2 separate regions of the Homo sapiens genome follow, and region 2 is linked to region 1. Evidence: chromatin contacts called from ENCODE Hi-C data. All regions are on one chromosome and are shown on one strand. Each heading gives the region's core, a stretch centred on a gene start or an enhancer-like site at or near the end of the contact. The rest is flanking DNA. Distances are from core to core; before and after follow the strand shown. Region 1 holds the start of RGS13 (regulator of G protein signaling 13). Region 2 holds the start of RGS2-AS1 (RSG2 antisense RNA 1).

Region 1 (2,955 bases), core at 1-2,500:
TCATGGCTTATTATAAAAATTTCTTTACTGTTTTAATTTGTAATTTTCCATTACTTTTTATTTAAATAATCTATATTTATCTTAATATTGTGTATTAATTTGCTTTCCTTTTTTGTTTTTCAATACCCTCTTGGTAAAACTAGTGTGTACTTTTACAATCGAAACATAGAGTGTTTAGAACAAGTTTAGGTCTCCACGATGATTTTGCCTCCACTGTTTTCTCCTGATAATTATTTGAAAGAAATACATTTCACCGATAGAATCTAATTCTCAGAGTGATTATAAATGCATTGGTAATGGATTGAGTTGTATTAGTAGTATGCCAGAATTAGATTTGTTTCCTCCATTATTTAAATGAAATCTTAAAGTATTATGAAAATAAATAAATTTTCTTAAAGCAATTCTGTCTGTTTACATATATCTGCATTTAAATATGTTTCTTTATTTTATGATATAGCATGTTACATAAAATTTAGTAAAATTTGGAGCAATTTATATTTTAGTGAGCTTTTGTTGACCACAGCACACAAATTTCTTGTCCTTTAAAAAATTCAAGAAATTTGTGCATAGTTGTGCTTAAGCATAACATAAAAGAATAAAAAAATTCTACAAAATCAAGATTAACAATGTTTCAGATAAACCTTATAATAATCCACACCTGGCTTCAGTACAGTTAACAAAGGATGGAACTAATAATTTGGTAATGCATGATTTTTGAAACAAATAATTCAGCTATGTCTGATTTTATAATATGTTTTTATCTAAACATATAAAATGAAAAACATTTAAAATGAAAATATACACAAAAACATAAAATGAAATAATATACTTTAAAACTGTAGCATTTCCTCTGTTGCCCAACTTAGAAGATTTATTTATATAAGGAGTGACTCTAAGTTTTGTTTTAAATATAGAAAGCCAGGCAAAAGAATATGTGTTTGTTAGTTTGTCTTTTTTTCTTAGAAAAACCTCTGTTAACACTCCCAGAAGTTCTACCATTGAAATCAGCATCTGCTAGTGATTTATAGCAAGCCAATAGTCTTGTATTTATCAACTATTTTATAGAATCTCATACTTACAAATATATCCTGTCGAGCAGTCCACCATGCTAAATTTGATCTCCTCTTTGTTATGATCCGTTTGAAATCAGGTTCTGAAATTTTGTGAGACACCCAGCATTTTATTTTTCCCAGAGTAAAAGGATTTTACTGTCTCTATAATTACCTTCGATGGCACTCTGGCCTCAGTATGAATGTTCTGTTTTTACACACACGTATCTATGCAAAGAGAGGTTTTGTTGAATATGGAAAGTAGTGCTGTAGGACTCCAGTGCATTACTGATAAAGAGGTTTTATCTAACATTATCAGACCATCTGAAGTGATCAGATGATTGGAAGCAGCAGCTTCATGAAATCTTCAAAGTAATACTCAAATCTTTTTCTCCAAAATAATTTTTCTAGTTTTAGAAAATGTATAGTCTAAAGTAAAATTCCCTTTTAAAAAAGACAGAGAACTGAGTACAAACACATAGGACATCACTGCAAACACATGTTAGCAAATGGTTGAGAACTATTAAAATCAATCTGTTTGTAATAGATTACTAGGGACTTTTAACAACTGAAGGATCTAAAAAAGTATCTTTTCTAGTTATACCTCTCTAGTTCCTTCAACTGGTCCTCTACAGCAGTTCTGGACTCCGTTGTTCTACAGTTTGTTAACATGCCTTCAAAATCTGAATTGAACACAGTGCTTAAGATAAGGTCTAATGAATACAGAATATGGTAAGATTGTGAATGCCCTTGTCCTGGATTTACTCCAATTGTGTGTGTGTGTGGGGAGGGGTGGGGGAGTTGGGGGGTTTGGGGGGAGAGAGAGAGAGAGAAACAGAGAGGTAGGAGTAAAGAAATGCTAGAATAAAACAGCAGTAAAGAAGATCAAAATGTGGTTGATGGAGTGTTTCTTAAAATATTTAGGGGCCCAATGAGATAGAAGATTAACCTTACTTGTCTTTTATAATTTTGAGATTCAAACCCAAGAAAATTGAATTTCTCAAACCTGAGAGATAAGTTTGGGACTAGAAAAGGAAAGGAAACTTTGGAAAGTCAGAAGCTGCGTAGATGTAGCAATAATGTAGGAAGTGAAGGGCAGGTTAGCCTCAGCTTGGGAGGATCTGGGTTGTTTGTGGATAGCACTCATTTTCTCTGGGTGCTAGGTGTGCGATTTCCTCCCCACTCAGGACATTTTGGATGCTGGATCTCTTCAGGAAATCTTCAGTGTCATAGTCAAGACTTTTCCTCACCCCAAATAATTCATTTTTTTGGGATTTGGAATGTTTGCTCTTTCTCATGGTGTGGATGCAAGGAGCTGGCAGGAAGATTCTGGAAGTAACACCCTGTGCGAGTGTCAGTTTCAAAGCTTGTTTAATGGAGTCAAACATGAGAATCTCCCTACAGAGTAAAACTTAAGTATCGACAGGGACTGAAAAACAAATAAATCATAGAGTGAAGAGTAACAGCACGAGTAGGTGGAAATTCCTGGAGGAATTCAAGAGCAATGTGTAGATATTTGTGGCAGATTTCTAAACATGGTTTTGTTTCTCTGAAAAAGTGTAGTTCAAGTTCAGTTTATGAAATCATAGCAATATAATGCTTTGTACGGCACATAGGTGGATCAGACTAATTCAGAGCTGTCAGGTTAGGGCAGGTAACAGGATTATGCTTTCGTTGGTGCAGCTTGGGAATGCCCTTTCCATTGAAAGGCTGTCCTTCTGATGAACTGATCTGCTTACTCTAGAGCACTTTTACTATATTTCAATTTCAGCCAATGTAAGTCCAAAGTAACACAAGTTCAAATGTGCACAATTAAAAATCTTTAATATTTTTATGTTGAAAGTTCAAAATGAACTTTACAAGAGCAGAAAAATGAAGTATTAGAAATTATAAATTCAGAATTTGC
Region 2 (2,955 bases), core at 180-2,679, 310 kb before region 1:
AAGCAAAGAATCATCTGCATAGAACCTTGAAGCAAGATTTTTTTTTTGAGACAGGGTCTTGCTCTGTTGTCCAGGCTAGAGTGCAGTGGTGCAATCATGGCTTACTGCAGCCTCCATTTCTTGGGCTCAGCTGATCCTCCCCTCTAAGCCTTCCAAGTAGCTGGGACTATAGGTGCATGTCACCATGCCTGGCTAGTTTTTTGTAGACACAATTTTTTGTATTTTTTGGGTTTTGTCTCCATTGCCCAGGCTAGGACTGAAGCAAGCCACCCACCTCAACCTCCCAAAGTGTTGGCATCACAGGCATGATCCACCACACTCAGCCTTGAAACCAGATTTAAATATCTCAGCCCAGACAGTGTCTTAACAGAAACAGAACAGCTGAGGCAAAAAAAGAAGATTCTCTTAGCCCAAAGTCAGTGCCCTCATCCAAACTACTTAATTGTGATGACCAGTACCTTGATAAGAGCTGGAATGGATATTACATTATAATTTATTCAATACATCTGTTAAAACAAAGGTGTCAATTTTTGCTTCTCCTTAAAAGTCTTTAGGCTGGCATTTTAGGGTAAAATAGAAGGGTATTATATATCCAATCTCAAGTTGTCTATCTAGCAATTTTTCTCTAAATCAAGTTCTTTTCATCATCTCTAGCTCCACTAACGGGCAAAATTTTTCCTCCTTGCTAGTCCGAAACCCCTGAGAGGTAGCATCTCTGTTCTCATGAGTACCAAAAATGGGAAAATGTGGGACAATTCTCATTTCTCTTTACTGCTCTGCCCCTTTGTTTATCGTATTAATTACACAGAAGACTGCACAGATATATTAGATTTTACTGATTGGTTGGAGGTGGCTGATGAAAATTATAATGTAGGGTGAGAAAAAAAAGCTATTTCTTTTTCTTTTGAGACAGGGTCTCTTGCCCAGGCTGGAGTGCAGTGGCAGTATCTTGGCTTGCAGGAGCCTCAAACTCCCGGGCCCAAGAGATCCTCCCACCTCAGCCTCCCAAATAGCTGGAACTATAGGTGCACCACACCTGGCTAATTTTTGTATTTTTTGTAGAAACAAGGTTTCGCTATGTTGCCCAGGCTGGTCTCGAACTCCTGAGCTCAAATGATACACCCACTTCGGCCTCCCAAAGTGCCAAGATTACAGGCGTGAGCCACCGTGCCTGGCCGAAAGAGCCATTTCTGTGTAATTTTTCTGCATAGTTTAAAATAAAACCATGTAAGAAACTGACTGTCATAGGCAGTTATAGTTCTCCCCAGTCCTTGTTCCTTTAAGTTTAGATCTCTTTGTAAGAATATAAACTTCTAACTCTGCCCATAGCTCCCCATGTACTTTTCAGGTAATTCTATCTTTAGTCATGAAAGTTGATGTTCCCTTAGGATTCACGCTTCTTTTCTCAGCAGTATCTTTAGCCAAATCTGAATTAATCTGTTCAGAATGAACAAGCAGAATAGTCTTTGGATTTGATCCAAATCCCTGAAGCACTTTGGGAATGAGAATGGCTATGCCAGACAGAGAGACCCTGGCGACTTATGATACTGCAGAACACAACAGGCACTTCAGATTGGTCCCAGGTAAGGCTTCTCCACCACTGTGTCACACACTTCTCTTTATTCTTTCACTTGTCTGACAAATAACAGTTGAATCCAATATCTACCCCCAAAGCCCCCTTTTAAGGACAGACTAAACCCGTATGAAAGAAAAAAAATGTTTTCTTACTAGTTCTGTAATTTGCAAAGTCAAATTCTTCTCTTGAGGTGTAATTGATATAATACACAGAGTATTTCATGTCATACTGTCTGCCTCTTCCCAACTTTGAATTGCAGACTTGGGTCCATTAGAAATAAGAAACTGATCATTTACTGAGTTAAGCATTTCCATTTAATCATCATTCCATCTTATATATTTTTCATTTTAGAGTTGGTTCAGTTATATTCAACAAATTCTTTTAAACCCTCATTTAGTCCTCTACGTACTGATATATATATAGATGCCTAAACCAAATGGACCTCATTTCCTTTAAAATTCTGATATCCAAAATAAGCAGCACCAGGTAAGTAACTCCTGTTATGGGATCTTGTCTGGGCATGCTATACTTTATACTAAATCACCTGAAATATTCCTTGGTTCTTAGGAAAACAAGCATCCTAGGTGATTTAGATAATTTAGGGTGCTTATTTGAAAAAAGGTTTGGGGCTTTATTTAATCATTTTATTTATATATTTTTAAATTATTTGAGCATAATAAAATATTAAAAGAGTGTTTTTCCTCCTTTGTTATTTCTGAAGTATTGAATTTATTTGCAGTTAAGTTGAGGGAGAGCAGTGATATTGAGCAGTCAGCTAAAGAAACAAAGCTGTAGAGGTAAGTAGACCAGGTCTTAGAAAACCTTGTCTTTCATGCTAAGAAGTTTAGACATAAAATCAATAGCTTAAGGCAGTGGGAATCCACTGTAGACCTCCCTTTTTTTTTCTTTTTTCCATTGAAGGATTTTTTACAGTAAAGTGACATGACTCTGTTTTTGTTTTAGAAAGATTAGGTTAGTGGCAGTGTAGAAAATAAATTTAAGAAGCATTGATCCATTTGTTCATCTAACAAATATTAAATATTATGAATGTTCTTTTCCCTCAGGGAGCTTAATTTTTTGAGGGAGACAAATGACAACCATTTATATAATAAGTAATTTATTTATACTTGGGAGGATTGCTATGAATGAGGAGTACAGCATTGAATAAGAATGTATAATGAGGAGGCCAGGCGCAGTGTCTCATGCCTGTAATTTCAACATTTTGGGAGGCCTAGGCAAGCTGATCACTTGAGTCCAGGAGTTGGAGACCAGCCTGGCCAACATGGTGAAATCCCATCTCTACTAAAAACACAAAAATTAGCCAGGCATGGTGGCAGGTGTCTGTAATCCCAGCTACTCGGGAGGCTGAGGCAAGAGAA

Evidence for each region. Hi-C counts contacts between places; a loop is a spot of excess contacts on that map. Pooled maps may share reads with other maps.
Region 2: a map with no recorded cell type shows a loop between it and region 1 (2.6-fold over the local background). The contact joins the promoter of RGS2-AS1 here to the promoter of RGS13 in region 1. A Hi-C loop is called at or near these places in 2 of 37 single-sample maps with no recorded cell type and 7 of 50 pooled maps.

What each region holds. Positions count from the first base shown.
Region 1 is chr1:192,634,442-192,637,396 of GRCh38, reverse strand. It overlaps RGS13 (regulator of G protein signaling 13), which reads right to left and starts at 1,250. Exons shown (of 7, transcript NM_002927.5): 1 at 1,080-1,250. LOC107985241 (a long non-coding RNA gene) reads right to left here. Exons shown (of 2, transcript XR_001738348.2): 2 at 2,847-2,955.
Region 2 is chr1:192,946,731-192,949,685 of GRCh38, reverse strand. RGS2-AS1 (RSG2 antisense RNA 1) reads left to right here and starts at 1,429. Exons shown (of 3, transcript NR_126003.1): 1 at 1,429-1,583.